2 separate regions of the Mus musculus genome follow, and region 2 is linked to region 1. The links are chromatin loops, found by intact Hi-C in ENCODE. Cell type or tissue: left cerebral cortex. All regions are shown on one strand.

What was found. Hi-C counts contacts between places; a loop is a spot of excess contacts. Peaks named below come from ENCODE experiments on the same cell type or tissue, not always from the same donor. Only the 100,000 strongest peaks of a DNase experiment are listed, where the experiment ranks them.
Region 2: a loop joins it to region 1, with 7 times the contacts of the local background. A loop is called at or near these places in 9 of 42 quality-filtered maps.

What each region holds. Positions count from the first base shown.
Region 1 is chr17:48,410,130-48,418,129 of GRCm38, forward strand. Oard1 (O-acyl-ADP-ribose deacylase 1) reads left to right here. Exons shown (of 6, transcript NM_001289490.1): 1 at 1-243; 2 at 699-775; 3 at 1,135-1,279; 4 at 4,097-4,155; 5 at 5,092-5,204; 6 at 6,555-7,141. The coding sequence starts at 737. The coding sequence ends at 6,657. Among named protein-coding and RNA genes, the nearest start is that of Oard1, 4.1 kb to the left of the region's middle. In left cerebral cortex, a CTCF peak has its summit at 6,916 (motif pointing right); a DNase peak (open chromatin) is centred at 6,887; H3K4me3 peaks cover 1,256 bases; H3K27ac peaks cover 1,388 bases.
Region 2 is chr17:49,396,962-49,404,961 of GRCm38, forward strand. No RefSeq gene overlaps it. Among named protein-coding and RNA genes, the nearest start is that of Gm41594, 23 kb to the left of the region's middle. In left cerebral cortex, a CTCF peak has its summit at 3,372 (motif pointing left); a DNase peak (open chromatin) is centred at 3,353.

The sequences.
Region 1 (8,000 bases):
ATTTCCCGCCGGAAATTCTGAAGCCCTTACTACCGAGAGCGGGCGCCGCTACCCAGCTAGAGAGGCTCACTTCCGCCCCGTTAAGGGATGGGGGCGGCCATCTTGAGTGTGCGTACAATCAAAAGGCTTTGGCGGGATTTGTTGCGTGTCGGGACTCTTCTGTTGCTTTCCTACCTACGAGGGTTTCATCCCGAACCCTTCCCTGCTTGGAGGAGGGCCTGCTGACGGCCGATTCCTTTGCAGGTGAAGGATGACCCCCCAGTACCCACTTTTCTGCGGGATCCCAGGGTTGCCCTCCTTAGGGTAGGAGGAGAGACGGGGAAGTCTTATCAGACCTTCCTTCCTGTACCTCCAAGACTGGTGGTGATCTTCCCCTGAGAAGCAGTTCTCGGCTCACCCTGCCGCTCAGTGTAACTGTGGCCAGGTCTTTCCCGTTCTAAGCTATATTCTCTGGGAAAATTCTGGACTGTCCTAAACCTTCCCTGCTAGAAGTAAGGAGGTGTGTCTTAGGACCGCCTTTGCTTCGGCTCCTGGAAAGCTGTTTTGTGTTGCCTCTTAGAGGCTGAGTGAGCTCACATCCAGAAAGAATACCTTAAGGAGGTGGGGAAGACTAAATGGGTTGTCAGGGTGATCTGAACACGCTATGTTCGGGCTGCCTGAGCGGTATTTTTTTACTTGCTTTTCCTTTTCATTAGCAGAAGGAACTCTTAAATTCTGGAAATAGCGACTCAGTAGCATGGCCACCCGCCTTAATGAAGATCCAGAAGGAAGTCGAGTGCGTAACAGCTATTAAATTTATCGGTGAAGTGAAAATCAGAATAATTGAGGTCAAAAGCATAAACACTTTTTAATTAAACCAATAATTGGATTCTCGCCCCTCCCTGTTTGTTTCTCTCTAGCTGATTTACTTAGAAAAGGCTAATACAACCCTAGGCAGATAATAACCATCCATCACTTTCCTTTTACAGATACTTTAAAATATCGTGGTTAACTCCTAAGTTGGGAAGAGTTGTCTTTAATTCAGAGTGTCAGAGAAGCAGGGTTGAAGCAGTGGGGGTGGGGCTCTGTTGAAGATCTGAAAGGAGAAATAGTTTTCTGTTTTTAACCTTTTTTTTTTTCCTTTGCACGTTTTAGATCACTTACGTGAAAGGAGATCTTTTCGCATGTCCCAAAACAGACTCTCTAGCCCATTGTATCAGTGAGGATTGTCGAATGGGTGCTGGAATAGCTGTTCTCTTCAAGAAGAGATTCGGAGGGGTGCAGGAACTGTTAAGTCAACGTGAGTTTCCAGAGCATCGTAGCCTGGTTCATGCTGGCTGAAGCCTGATTTGGTCTTCCGCTATACTCTGTGTACATGTACAGTCAAAGAGATTTCTAGTGACTGCTTTTAACTGTTAAGGGTTTTGTTGTTGTTATTGCTGCTGCTGTAGTTTTTTTAAACTTCCTCAAGATTGGCCTCTGCTGTAGATCTTTACCACACTAAATCAGAGCTGTTGTCAAAGTTTCCAGTCTCTTCGCCCTTTTTGTGTATGAATTTGCAGTGTGCAGATACATACATGTAAGGAGTCCAGATGTTGGCAACATCTGTCTTTGTTGGCTCTCCACCTTTCTCTTTTCTTTTTCTTTTCTTTTTTTTTTTTTTCTTTTCTTTTTTTTTTTTAGCGAGGACACGTCTTAATAACGTAGAGCTTGTTAGCCCCAGGCATCCTCCTATGTGCTTTTCCAGTTTGGGCTGTCCAGTGTGTACCTGACACGTAGGTTTCCTGTGGGTGCTGGGGATCACACAGGTTGTCATGTTTGTCCAGCATGCACTTCACTGATTTAACTCATCTCCCCAAACCCTCAAAGCTTTTCTTCCAAAATATTTCACCTTTCCCACACTTTGGTTAACTGAAGGGCTTATCAAATTCCATATGCTCTGGAGGTCAAGATCCTGTACGAAATATTATTCCGTTCTTTCTTTGAAGCAGAGTCTCGTTGTGTAGCCTAGGCTGGCCTGGCTCTTGCTTTGTTAACTTTAGCTTGTCTTGACCTCTAAGCCGTCCTCCTGGCTCAGTCTCCCGGATACTGACATTACAGGCATGAGCCTCTACAAAGTGTGGTTTGGACTAGAAGTGGTAGCAGACGCCTTGATTTCAGCGATTGAGATATAGAGGGAGATGGATCACAGCAAGTTCAAGACAAGCCTGATCTGGAGATCAGGAGTTGTAGGCTAGCCAGGGCTATGTACTTAGACTTATGAAGCGTAGGTCAGAAACCACTTTCCAGATCCCTCCACCGCTTTCTGCCAATGACTTTAAATCAGAACTATGTATTACAGTACCTCTGGGGCGTCTGAAATAAAATCTGACTACACTCCAGCCCCATCCCTCTTCAGAATAGCTACTTCTCCAGACTTCTAGGAACATGTACCATTTGTTATGACTCTAGACTTACTGCTTTTGGTTACAGTTATTTAAAATGATGACATTAAGTTGGATGGTGGTGGTGCATACCCTTAATCCCAACACACAGGAGATAGGTAGGTGGATCTCTGTTAGTTCAAGTCCAGCCTGGTTTACAAAGTGAGTTTTAGTTCTAGACCAGCCGGGACTGCTACACAGAGAAACCCTATCTTGAGGAAACAAACAAACAGCAACAATAACGAAAAGAAATGATGGCACTGTTTCTGAATAGGTAATGGAATAACCAAGGGCCTTACATGTTCCTCAGCATCGAGTGGTTGCACACACCTCTAATCCTAGTAATCACGAGGCAGAGGCAGGCAGATCTCTGTAAGTTCAAGGTCAGCCTGCTCTACAGAGCAAGTTCTAGGACAGCCAGGCTACATAAAGAAGTTGGGGGTGAGGTGCAGAGGGGGAGTGTTCCTTATAGTGTTTAATTCAACACTGTGGAAAGGTTACTGCTGGGATAGAGGCTGATTGGAGCTATAAAGTGCTTGCTAAACAAGCATGAAAGTGAACTTTCTTCCTCAGAACCCATAGGTTTGATTTTGTTTTATTTTTGTACAGCTAGGTATGTTTTAGTCAGGGTTTCTATTCCTGCACAAACATCATGACCAAGAAGCAAGTTGGGGAGGAAAGGGTTTATTCAGCTTACAATTCCATACTGCTGTTTATTACCAAGGAAGTCAGGACTGGAACTCAAACAGGTCAGGAAGCAGGAGCTGATGCAGAAGCCATGGAGGGATGTTCCTTACTGGCTTGCTTCCACTGGCTTGCTTCCCCTGGCTTGCTCAACCTGCTCTCTTATAGAACCCAAGACTACCAGCCCAGAGATGGTCCTACCCACAAGGGGCCTTTCCCCCTTGATCGCTAATTGAAAAAAATGCTTTACAGTTGGATCTCATGGAGGCATTTCCTCAACTGAAGCTCCTTTCTCTGTGATAACTCTAGCTGTGTCAAGTTGACACAAAACTAGCCAGTACATAGGTACAAAATGTGTTTGCTCCCAGTCCTGAAGATAGAGGTAGGTGGATCTTCAGGGCTCACTGGCCAGCCAGTGTAGCTGGTTCAGGAAGCTCCAATGTCAGTGACAGACCCGGATTCAAAAAGACAGAAGGAGAAGAGAGGAAAACAAAATATTAGCTGGGGTGGGGATGCTGGAAAGTGAGCTCAGTGGTTAAAAGCTTTTGAAGAAGACCCAAATTTGATTCTTAACATCCACATGGGGTATCGTAATTGCCTGTAACTCTGGTTCCAGGGATCTGATGTCTCTGGCTTCCATAGGCACCTGAACTTGTGCACATATGCATACATGAACATACTTTTAAAATAATAAAATAAGTACTTTTCAATAATTAGATGGAAAGTAGTTGAGAAAGCACTCAATATTGACCTCTAGTCTCAGTGCATAACTGTCATGCGCGTGCATGCATGCACACACACACACACACACACACACACACTTGTTGAATAAACATGTTTGACAACATTTGAACAGTAGTCTATTCTAAGACAATTTTAAGACATAAGTGGGCAGATCACAGTGCATTAGAAATTGGGGTAAGTATGGTCAGGTCTATAAAAATTGTTCTATCATAAGTGGAAATAGACATTCCTTTTCCTTTTTACTATTAAGTAACTGTTTTTCTTAGAAAAGAAGTCTGGAGAAGTGGCTGTTCTGAAGAGAGATGGGCGATATATATATTACTTGGTAAGATGGGGCCAGATCTTCATACTGTGTAGATTGGCAAGTAGATGAACTTCTCTGTATTGGTCATGATGCACCATCCTAGACACCAAAGAATGCCAGACAGCCCCCAGCTGTACATCAGCTCAGCTCCAGAGGTGCTGGCTGCTTGGAGCACTGAGGCAGGTGTACCAGGCTGCCCCAGCTCCCTGGGGAGACCACTATGCTGTCCTCTATGGGCCTGTGGTCTAAGAGTGACAAACCTTAGGGTGATCCACTTCTATTTCTTAGTCACAGTGGAAGGAAACCCTGTCTCAAGAGAGATTTCCCTGAGGGCTTTTAATCTTCCTTGTTGCGAGCCACAAAGTGTCCTGTTGCTCTCCTGCCTACTTGGGAATGGGGGATTCTTTATCTTGGGTCCCAGAAGAGGCACCTTCCTTACAGTTGGTGTGGGTGCTTTAGAGCCAACCCACGAGAAGCCGGTTCTGGACAGCAAACACTCGGGAGACACACTAACCTGCCAGGTGGCATCTTAAAAGCCAAGACTGCTTTTCAGTTCGAAGAACTATGTCTTGCTGCTGCTTTCACAGGGAAGCAAAAAGCAAAGGAGTGTGATTGCTAAATGAGCAGACTTTGAAGGGGGCTGCTCAGGCAGTCCGAGGACTTGGCACAAGTGCGCCACGTCACCGGTGATCTTGCTTAAACATGGCGGTGGGTTCGGCTTTCCTGTGCCGTGTTCTCCTCCTTACTCGGCAGAGTCTGTTTCTCAGTCCCTGGTGGATTTTCCTGCGGCTGTAGGATGTTGCCATCCCTGCTTTAGATGAGTTAGGTGAATGAATCTATAAAGCCATGTTTATTCTTGGAATTCTCAGGATGTAGAGGAGTCACATCACTTCTTTGTTGACTGCTATATTGGGAGATGGAGCTAATGAGAATTCGAATCCTTTCTTTTGTGTTCAGATTACAAAGAAACGGGCTTCACACAAGCCAACGTATGAGAACCTACAGAAGAGTTTGGAGGCCATGAAGTCCCATTGTTTGAAGAATGGCGTCACTGACCTCTCCATGCCCAGGCAAGGGAACCCGGATCGATTGGCCAAGCCTAGAGAATAGGTGGAGACAGGTCCCTGCTTGTCAGAGCTCCCTACTAAGTGGCATATCTGTGGTCTAGCTTAACTGAATGAATCAGTTAAGTAATGGAAGGCACACACCTGCCTCAGCTCCTCTGTGGGGAGTGCTGATGGCTGAATTCTTGCCATTGTGTCTGAAGCGATAGCCTCTACTCCTAAAGCATTAGCATTGAATCTCAGACTGCAGACTGGGCAGCTGCACTTCCGCTCGGGCTACTGCTGAGCTCCTAAAATTGGATTTGGTGTTAGGAAAGTTGTCAGTGACCTCTACCTTTTATGCTTCATGCCTGCTTGTGGGGAGCAGTCAGGATGTCCTTGATGTCCCTTTGAGGACTTAAATGACATTGGTCTTAGGTGACCCTTTACTTCTTCTTGAGGACCTGGTCCATACCCTTTCTCTTTTTATTGCCCTAGTAGTTTTTAGTCAGTACTGACCAAAGCCCAAGTGACTTTCAGTGTGACCACAACATCTCTTCTTTTTATTTTTTAATGTGCATTAGTGTTTTGCTTGCATGTATGTCTGGGTGAGGGTGTTGGATCCCTGGAACTGGAGTTAACAGGCGTTGTGAGCTGTCATGTGGATGCTGTAAATTAGAACCCCTGGTCCTCTGGAAGTGCAGCCAGAGGCCTCTCTCCAGGCCGTCATCGTTTCTTCAATATACTAGTGGCTTATGTATCAGAAAGTTAAAAAGTCACTGTTCAGGAACTTGATTGTCCTGCTGTCGTGTGAAATTGGCAGGTTTAAGCTTTCCCTTTGTCCCGAGGGCTGTGTCATATTAGAAAGTGTCAGGTGGTAGAGTTGACCATCTGGTTGCAAAGGCCTCATTCTTGTCACACAGCCAGCAGCATCTCCGGGCATTCCGTTTTGACTTCCTTCCTAAGGTCCTCCCTCCTGTGCATGCTCCCTAACTCTCTATTATTTTAAGTATGTTTTAAACATATGGACATTTTCCTGCCCACTCAAGTCAGTTTTCATTGAAAGAGTAACTAGGCTAGTGACCTCGTATCAAAGAGTGAAATAATTAGAAAGTACTTAAAAATAATTGGAAAGCAAAGAGATACGATGGTCGCCCAAGAACTGTCTTGAGTGACTTCACAACAAGAATCGACCTGGAGATTTTTCATCGTGGCTTCCTGTGGGTGAGAACCTGGGAAACTGCTTTGGTTAGAGCCCAAAGGGAGCGGGGAGGGGGCAGGCTCCTAAGCACGTCCATCATAGCCAGTGGAGGGTGTGTGTTCACGCGTCCTCTTAACCAAAGACCAAGAAAAGGGCGTGTTTTCCTTTGTTCTCAGGATTGGATGTGGTCTGGATCGGCTGCAGTGGGAAAATGTATCTGCGATTCTCGAAGAGGTGTTTGAGTCAACAGACATCAAAATTACTGTGTACACACTCTGAACAGATGAAGATCTTGGATGAGCCCGTGGTCTTTTGTGTCATCTACGAAGCTGTGGGACTAAGCAGCTGTAGGACCTCAGAATGGGCAAGGACAGTCTGTGAGAGGGAGTCTCTCCTAGGCCAGATGTGGGTTTCTGTACTCCAAGAGGATAGGGAGGGCACTGCACCCAAGCAGGAGGTGAGGTCTGTCACTAGGCAGGAAACCATGTAGGTAAGTGTAGGACCTGCTTTGCTTAGCCACTACTGGATTTGTTTGGCTGGCCACTGGGTGGCAGCATAGGTTCTAATTTTCTTTTGAAGAGAAATTGTGGGAAGGGTAAACTTTTGAGATTTTTTTTTTTAAAACAATTTTATGTTTGTGCACTTTGTGTTAATCTCACCAAAAATCATCATAGGAAAGGATTATGGTTTTTAGTTATGACATCACAATGTGTCAAGAGTGGAACAATAAACGTTTCCCTTGTGTTCACTGAGGTTTGCACACATGAACGTCTGTGTTCTGGATCTTGGGGACAGGCTAAACTTGAGACTCAATTTTGAAGAGCCAGAGTTCCCTGGGGAGAACAAGAAGGTAAGAGGAGGTATGGACAAGGACTGTCCGCCTGGTTACAAGGTGCGGTTAGAGTGCTTGTGGGGCTCTTTACTGTCTGCTGTGGAGTTGATGTGATTGGACATGCCTGGACTTAATCAGGAGGCCAGCAAAGGAACACTGAAGACTCAGAGGCAAGAGCGGGTTCCAGGTCCTAGAAGATTGTGACATGCAACTAACTGGGCTCTCACGAGCACTACAGTAATTATTGGTCCCTCTTCTGAAACTAAGGACAAGCATCATGTCTATGGTGGGGAGATAAAGCCCGCTGATTTAGTCAGTGTTCTGTTATTAGAGATACTGGGGCAAGTAGGAATCCTCCCTACCCCACAGTGCTTGTACTGCAAGTTAACACAGCCAGACGTACCACAGTCTGTACTCCAGTGTGAAGGCTGATTGGTCAGGAATGGGCGATTCTTCCAGTGTGAAAATAACTAAGTTAGAAGGGGCTGTGGAGACACCAGGAGAGCCCTGATGATGGGATTCCTCGGTACATGAGATATTGCATATTGCAGCCTGCTGGCAGGGGGGTCGAAGGGGAGCACACAAGTTCTACATGGTACTGTGGGAGGAGTCCAAAGCTGTCGTTAGAACCTGTGTCTCTAAAGCCGTAGGAAGAAAATGTCCAAGTACATGAAGCAGATGATGAGAGCGGGTGATGGGCAGATGATAGTATTTCACTCTGGGAAATCTTTACGTTCCTTCTCTCCCATGGATTGAATCTATAGCCTTTCATGTTAGACTGTTCCTCCAC
Region 2 (8,000 bases), 990 kb after region 1:
AATGAAATGACTTTGGACCTTTCCTCAGCTTGCATAGCATCGTCTTTCCTAAAGTCAGGGAACACTCACTCTTGAAGGTTAGATTGTGAAAGAGGGTGCACCTTTAATGAGTTCTAGTAAGCTAACCCCATTTTTCATGGAGAGGGCAGGCCTCTCGTCCAGGTCAATGTGAAAGGTGCAACTCAAAACTTCAGTTTTTGATCTCTGGTAGTTGGAATGGCTTTTGGCTGACACAACTCCTTCATCAAAATCATCGTCATCATCACCATCACCATCACCATCACCATCACCATCACCATCACCATCACCATCACCATCATCATCATCTTTCTCAGCAGCCACCCTGGAGTCTTTTGCTTCCCCAGCAGAATCCATAGTTCTATGAGAAAGAAATCAAGCTGAGGTGCTGATGCTGGACAGTGAAATCATTTAGGACCTGGGAAGCCCAAAGACTGCATGCAGTCCAGCAGCCACCAGACTCTAGAACATCATGAATGTTCAGAACTGTATGTATTTGTGCAAGTGTGTCTATCCATGAAGACTAAAGCGCTATTGTGCAGCACCGCAGGCAGGGACTGTAGTCCTCCTGGAGCTTCTGGAAGGCTTAGGGAGAAGCACGTGGACGATTCAGTGATTTCACTGGGCTTCTATCATATTAAAGATGTTTTAGGTTACACCAATGTCAACCTCACGTCCGAGTCTTGGCTGCCCAGTGGTTTATTTCGTGCTCATGGTTCAGGTCCATATCGAGCTGACGAGCACAATCTCATTACACTCACTCTGGGGGGACAGTTGCTACGTTGAACTGGGCAGGTGATAACCCTAGAAAGAACATTCTGGAAAAAGTCTATACCAGAATTAAGTGCTCAGCTCTAAACTAGAAGCTCATCCTTTCTAGCCATCTCCACTTACAACACATTGGCTGAGCTGGTTCTATGATCCTGACCAACTACAAAGGACTCAGAAATATAGTCTTCGGTGCGCCTGCAACATACAATTAACAGCTGTGTTAATGGCCGTCACTCATATTCCAATGAAACAGAAGCCCAGATTTCTTTTCTTCTTTCTGTGGACCTTAATTTCCCTGCTCACCGCTTCATCTGCCTTAGTGTCTTCCACTGCCTCCAGCTCTTATTGGCTAAGCCAATGAAAAGCAAGCCAACCGGGATAATAGAGAAGAAAAATGGATAGAGAGGAAAGAAAAGAGATTTCTGACTAAAGTCAGGGGTCAGAAAGGTGGCAGTGCTATGCTTAGACTACTTCCTGCTGATTAAGGGTATCAAGTCCCTTGAGTGAAGTCTGATCTTTGCTCTCAGGATATCTAATTTCTTCTTGTTGTTTCTTATTTGCCCATACTACTTAGCAAACCACAACCAAAAACAACCCATCCATCTCTTGGGGCCCATTGATGTACCCTCTGAAAAGTCTCCAGAATTCCAAACATCACATAATCCCAGAAACTATCTGCAGCTGGCAAAATCACAGCCCACTCAGAGCAAGAGGCAAATCATTGTAGGGATAGTTCTGATGTTAAGGTCCTGTTCCCCAACTGGTTCTTGATCTGTCAGTAAAGAAGCCATGGGCCAATTGCTGGGCAGAAGGAATAGGCAGGACTTCCAGGTTCCTGGAGGCAAGCAGACAGACACAAGGAGAGAAGAGTGAAAGAGAGAATTTGCCATGCTTCTGAGGGAGAAAAGGTGACCAGTCACGAGAGACCTCAGACAAAGTGGCCACAGGCCACTCCTACAGGCAGGCAGTTGGGAGTGTTTAGCTGGGACTAGATATAACTGAGCAATTAAAGTTGAGCTCAGGTGAAGAGGTGCTCAGCTAAGAGTATTGATAAGGGCATGCTTCTCCAGGCAGGGAATAAGCACCACCCAGCAACTGGGCCAAAAAGGTTGAAATTGAACAATGTATGTCTCTATGGTTTTTATCTGTGAATTCAAAGGAATCTGGGTAGAGGCTGGGAGTGTGGCCCATTCCCAGAGCTTAGGCGTGGTAGCAAAAGCTACACGCAACAAATCATGGTCAACTGCTATGGACAATCTGAAGCAGTCCCATATCCCCACACCTGGGATCAAAACAAGAACACTTTCTCAGAATACTTCTGTGTTTTTAAAAGGAACCAAAATTTCAGAATTCTTACCTTCGTTACCCCTGGCTTTCAGTTTCACTGGGAATTAATATCTCCCAAGAGAAGGGAGATGTCTGTGTTTCTCACTATCAACGGAGAAAGAGAAGACAGTGAAACTTAAGTATATCATTGGAACAGGTTTCTGGAGGAGAGATTCTCGTATTTTCCTTGTGTGTCATTCCTTCGGTGGCCAGTGGCTGTGTTCTAGTATTCTAGAGAACCAGGTGCTTTTACGCCAGCAAAGGTGACTTTAATTGAGAAATAAAATAGAGAGTCAGTGTTTGGTGATGGTGAACTTAGCCTAAAGTGTCTTATTCTATCCATTTCAGACGTTTCCAAGGTCAACATCAGAGAGAGAGAGAGAGAGAGAGAGAGAGAGAGAGAGAGAGAGAGAGAGAGAGAGAGAGAGAGAGAGAGAAACACAATCTCCCAATGGAGACAGAGGGCTCTACACTCAAAGCAATAGAGAATGTCTGCAAGAATGTTCCAGAAATAACCTGTGATCGCCGCTTATCCAAAGCCCCCAGCTGCACCAGCAACCATCCTGTGCCAGTAACACTTCTTTCCTGTCTAAGGATATACTTAATTGGATTTCTGTCACAAGCAAGAGCCCTGACTGCTTTGGTAGGGGATTAGGAAGAATGTGTGTGCAGTTCTGGGTTCCTGGCCATCATACCACCTTCGACCTAAATCCCTGACTATTTGGATTAGGTAAAGGAATGGCAGAAAGTCAATAGTAATCAAATCTCCCTAAATGGGTCACGAGCAGACGACGCCATGCCTAGCTCAGGGTAAAAAACATTCCATGGCAGAATTTAAGGAGCTTAATTTGCCAAGGGGGTAGTTGGGTAATTTTGCAGCATGAGCTACCCTTATGTGTTTGAACCCCATCTCCTGTGCTGTGGGGAGCCAAATTGACTACTATTCTAGACCCCCAGCCTCCTTATCAATTAACATTCAGAACAATTCATCTGCCTTAGGCTGGTATCTCTTGGTTTTGTGTGGTAGAATGAAGAGATTAGGTACTATGAATGACTTCAAAGGTTCTGGAAACAGATTCTGCGCTGCCCCTATTGTCTTTTTAAAGGGGTGAAGCAGAGATGAAGGGAGCAAGGCTTGCCATTGGCAAACCTCAACCCAGGGCTCTCACTGGAGAGTCTTAATACTCAGCTCAAAGAGAATTCCTGGAAGGCTTCCCTGACTTGTGGACTAATCAACACTGCCACCTAGCGGGCATATTTGGAAGTCACCCCTAGCTTCTATACCTGATCAATCAGGAGGCTCCAGGATATCCTATCCTCTCTGCCTAATGCAGTGAGGCTCTTTTATACCCAGGCTCTTTGTGCCAGATCTTTGTGCTGTTGTGTATGTGAATACTGTTATCTATATAGAAATGGGGCTCCTTATTCTTCATCAAACAAATCAGATACCACCTGTGACTCCTGGCCTCCATTCATCCACTTGAGATAAAGGTAAGACACACATATTGTCCCGCAAAGTGCCATTTTTTTTGGATGTCCTACTGTTTATTTTTAATGCCCTTCAGAAACCTCGTGTTCTTACCTGATGATTCTGGGAACTGTCACTCATGCTAGCTTACAACTTCAGCCCAGACTAGGTATCTGCTGTTGATTTTGTAAACCATGTTTGTAACTTATTTGAGATTATATGCCCTTTGTAGTTCTTCAGGAAGATCACAGGGCCTCCCCTCCCCTCCCCTTGTTTGATGAGCCAGCAAAATCCCTGTGAAATACAGGGCTGTTATCCATGCCTGAGAGAACCACCATCACTACATGTCCTTCAATGTCTGGACTGCTTGTGTCATTGTCGGGGTGTCAGATATTCAAAGGTTGCTATTCGGAGGGCACCCAAGATGCCTTACCACTGGCAGTTAGCATATCTCAAATGTTGAAGCTATGGTTCAATGCTTGCATACTCTGTATCCTATGGGGACATGGGAGGACCGTTTCTGCTCTGCACTCAAGGGCTAGAAAGCTAGCTCATGGAGAAGCTCACCCCACTCCCAATTCTACTCATTCATCTCTGAACTTGTTCAGGAGTGAATTGCTGTTCACCCCTTTCTGTGGGAAGCCACATGTGCCATTGCAGGGTGGCACTGGCCACCACTGGCCACCACTGGCCACCACGCATACATAGGCAGTAAAGTTTTTTTTTGCCAAGATGAGGTTTTGAGAATTAACCAATCAGATGAGAGACAAGTTAACCAATCAGATGAGAGAGAAGTTAACCAATCAGATGAGAGACATGTTAACCAATCAGATGTGAGACATGCAAATGAGGTGGTAAGCATAACCCATGCATAACCAATCTGGGTGTGAGACACGCCTCTTCTAGGCCTATATAAGCAGCACCAGTTCTGGGTTTGGGGTCTCTTCGCCTCTGCAAGCAAGCTCTCCCAATAAACGTGTGCATAAGGATCCTGTTGCAGCGTTGTTCTTGCTGGCGAGTCAGGCGCACGCAAGACCTTTCTTTAACCCTGGGTCAGAAGAACAATGTCTCTCATAGGGTGGCTGGGCACCATCTAACAAAGCCAGATGTAATTCTTTTCTCCCTCAATACTCCAGTGTTAAGTTTGGCCAGGCCATAAACCAGGTAGGAAAACTATAGAGCCCACCTTACTGGCCTGTTTCTTGTCCAGAGTGGAAAGGGAAGACAGTGGTGAAGCCTCCGATATAGGTTCCAGGCACTATCCCAGACAGGCTTATTTAAGGAGACACTTGAACTGCCATCTACTTATAGTGTGTTATGTTCACCCTAGAGCCCAATGTGGGAGGGAGGGTGGAAGCAGGGAATGAGCAGAAGATAGCAAGAAGAGTATCGTCAACTCTCTATTAAAACAAATGGAAAGTGTCCACAGTTCACTCATTTAGCGATCGATCTCTCTCTCTCTCTCTCTCTCTCTCTCTCTCTCTCTCTCTTTTTCTCTCCTATGTGCAGGCATGCTCATGTAAGTACAGGAGCCTGTGGAAGTCAAAAAATGCATCAGGTCCCTTGGAACTAGAGTTGCATGCAGTTGAGTCATCTGACACGGATGGTGGGAACCAAACTGGAGTCCTCTGCAAAAGCAGGGAACAATTTTAACTGCTGATCTTTCCGGCCCCATTGGATGGTCTCTTACTATGACTCCCTGCTTACTTTCATGCAACGCAAAACTGAAGTTGTTTAAATTGAATGATTTGATGGCTTCCCTTCCAGGATAATGAGTGAAGCCAAGTAGGGACAGGTCCTTGTTTTATGTACATTGTTGAACCAGCGTTTTAACAGCTGCTATTGTAAAAATAAATCCCAAAGATTATGATGATTCTTTCCTGCTGATTGAAGACTCCATCCTGATTTTCTGGGGATTTGGACCTTTCTTCTCCACCCTCTCCTGGGAAAAGTTGTGAAGATGGAGTATTTGGGGAGCGTCTACATGTGCAAAACTTTAGCTTTCACCTGAAAGAAGGTGAAGGTGTGGCTACATGCAGCAGTCTGTATTGCCGTCTTTGTGTCAGATGGAGATCAGTTCTATATAGAAAGCTCCTTTACAAAAAATAACAATATTTTTCAATGTACAAGTATGGGTCTGTGTGCACAGCCACGTGTATATAAGAACCTGTGGAGGCCAGAAGAGGGTGTAAGATTGCAGAGTTGGAGTGGCTCACAGTGGTGAACTGTTTGATATGGGCGCTGAGAATTAAACTCCATTTGCCCTACATAAACTACAAGCACCCCTCACTATTGAACCATCTCTCTGGTCCTATATTTGCAGACTATCATAGAATGTCCATTACTTGAGAAACCTACATCTTATCATGGTCTCATTTATGGATAGATACATAGGGTGTTAATTTAGACAACCTATAAGCAATGAAAGAGAGCTATCTGCACCTTGAAAAGAAACAGCAACAATTGGAAAGGAGGCCTCCTATTGATGTAATTGGGGGTGATGCGAGTCTGAGGACATTGGGCCACTGTTAAATCACACTAACTTAGTTTATATATAATTCCTTTCTCTTAGAATATCCAGCTTATTTCTCTGGGCCTGGGCCTCCCTGATGCCAGAATAAGAATCCTGAATAGATAAATCATTCGCCGTGTCTTCAGCTGGCCACTGAGCCATTTCTCACGGCTTTGGGGCTTTTGGATCCACACCTTCCTGTCTGCTCTTTAAGGCTTTAGGGCCACCTCTGCCTGTCTGCTCTCTGTGGCTTTTAGGCCCACCTCTTCCTGTCTGCTCTCTGTGGCTTTTAGGCCCACCCCTTCCTGTCCTCTCTCTGCTCCCTAGGCCCTTGAAACATGGTGACTAGCTGCCTCACTCCCCTGCTGCCGTGTGTTTCTCATGAAGGACGGCATCCCTTCTCCCCCTCCTTCTACTTATGTTTTATTTTTATTAGATGTTTATGTACGTTTTGTCTGTGTGTATGGATGTGTACCACATGTCTACATTGTCCTTGGAAGCCAGAATCCCCTGAAACTGGAGTTATAGGTGGTTGTGAGGCACCATGTGGGTGCCAGGAATCCAACTCTGGTCCTCTGGAAGAGCATCCAGTGCTCTTGAACCATTAACCCCATCTCTCCAGCCCCAACTGCATCTGTTCTCAAAACAAGCTCTTTCAACCTTAAGTTGCTGCTTCTCAAGTGTCTGGTCACTGCAATGAGAAAGATCGATAAGAGACATATGTCCATCTGTCCTCTGTGTAAGGGGCCCTCCTTTGGCTGGTTCTTCATGCTCTGTGCCCTAACAGGCAACTTGTCCTTCTTACACTTCAGGCTAGCCAGGTTCTAGAAGAAGTGCCCATCTGGCTTTCACACACAGGCATTCCCTTTAGTGGGTAATTACATATTTTGAGCATGTACATTTAGAAAATAGAGGCAATTTGCACCAAACCAAACTCTCTGTAACACAGCAGGCTATCTAAGCACACAGCTCACCTTGCAAGCCTGCAGAGCCACACACACCTGGTGTGGAATCCTTCCTCTCCAGCGTTTCCTCTTCACCACAGGAATCTTGCCCAGTTTTTCCAGGCTGCTCTGAATGTCTCCTGTTCCAACCATCAGGACCACAATGAAGTCACTAAACCCTCTTTCAAACATATAGTTCTCAGGAGTTCAAAATAGGGCCAGATGGTTTTTCTTTTTCTTTTTCTTTTTCTTTTCTTTTCTTTTCTTTTCTTTTCTTTTCTTTTCTTTTCTTTTCTTTTCCTTTCCTTTCCTTTCCTTTCCTTTCCTTTCCTTTCCTTTCCTTTCCTTTCCTTTTCTTTCTTTCTTTCTTTCTTTCTTTCTTTCTTTCTTTCTATTTTAAGTCTCAGAGGAACAGAATGGACAGACAGGGTGGTTCAAGAGGGAAGAAAATCATCAAGCCATAATAGCAAAGAATCCCAGCCTTTAAGCTTAAAGAATCCATAAAATATTAAGCAGAGAGAATTTCTAAAGTGTCACACACACTTGGATACATGCCGGTGACATTTCAGTATCTGTAGGATAAAGGAAAGATTTCAAAAGCTTTCAGAGATGAAAAATGTGTTCTTTTCCCACAGAGGACCAAAAAATCAAAAGGACAGAAGACCTCGTCAGCAATCCCCAAAGCTAAATGGCAGGGGAGTGAGCCCTCAGAAATCTGAGCAAGGCGTGGAGGTAGAAGTCTAGGTGCAAAATACCAGCTCATGGGGGAAAACAAACATCACGATACTGTGTGAGTCTAAAGCTTGGGTGAACTGTTCTAAGCGGAATTGTATGTAGAAGAAACTTACTGGTGCAAATGCAAGACACTGGAACACAGAGAGGCTGGGCATGCTTCCAGGGGTGGGAGTAGTGACCATCTGATTCCCTGTGAAGGACGGAGGCAAGGTAGAGAAGCCAGGTG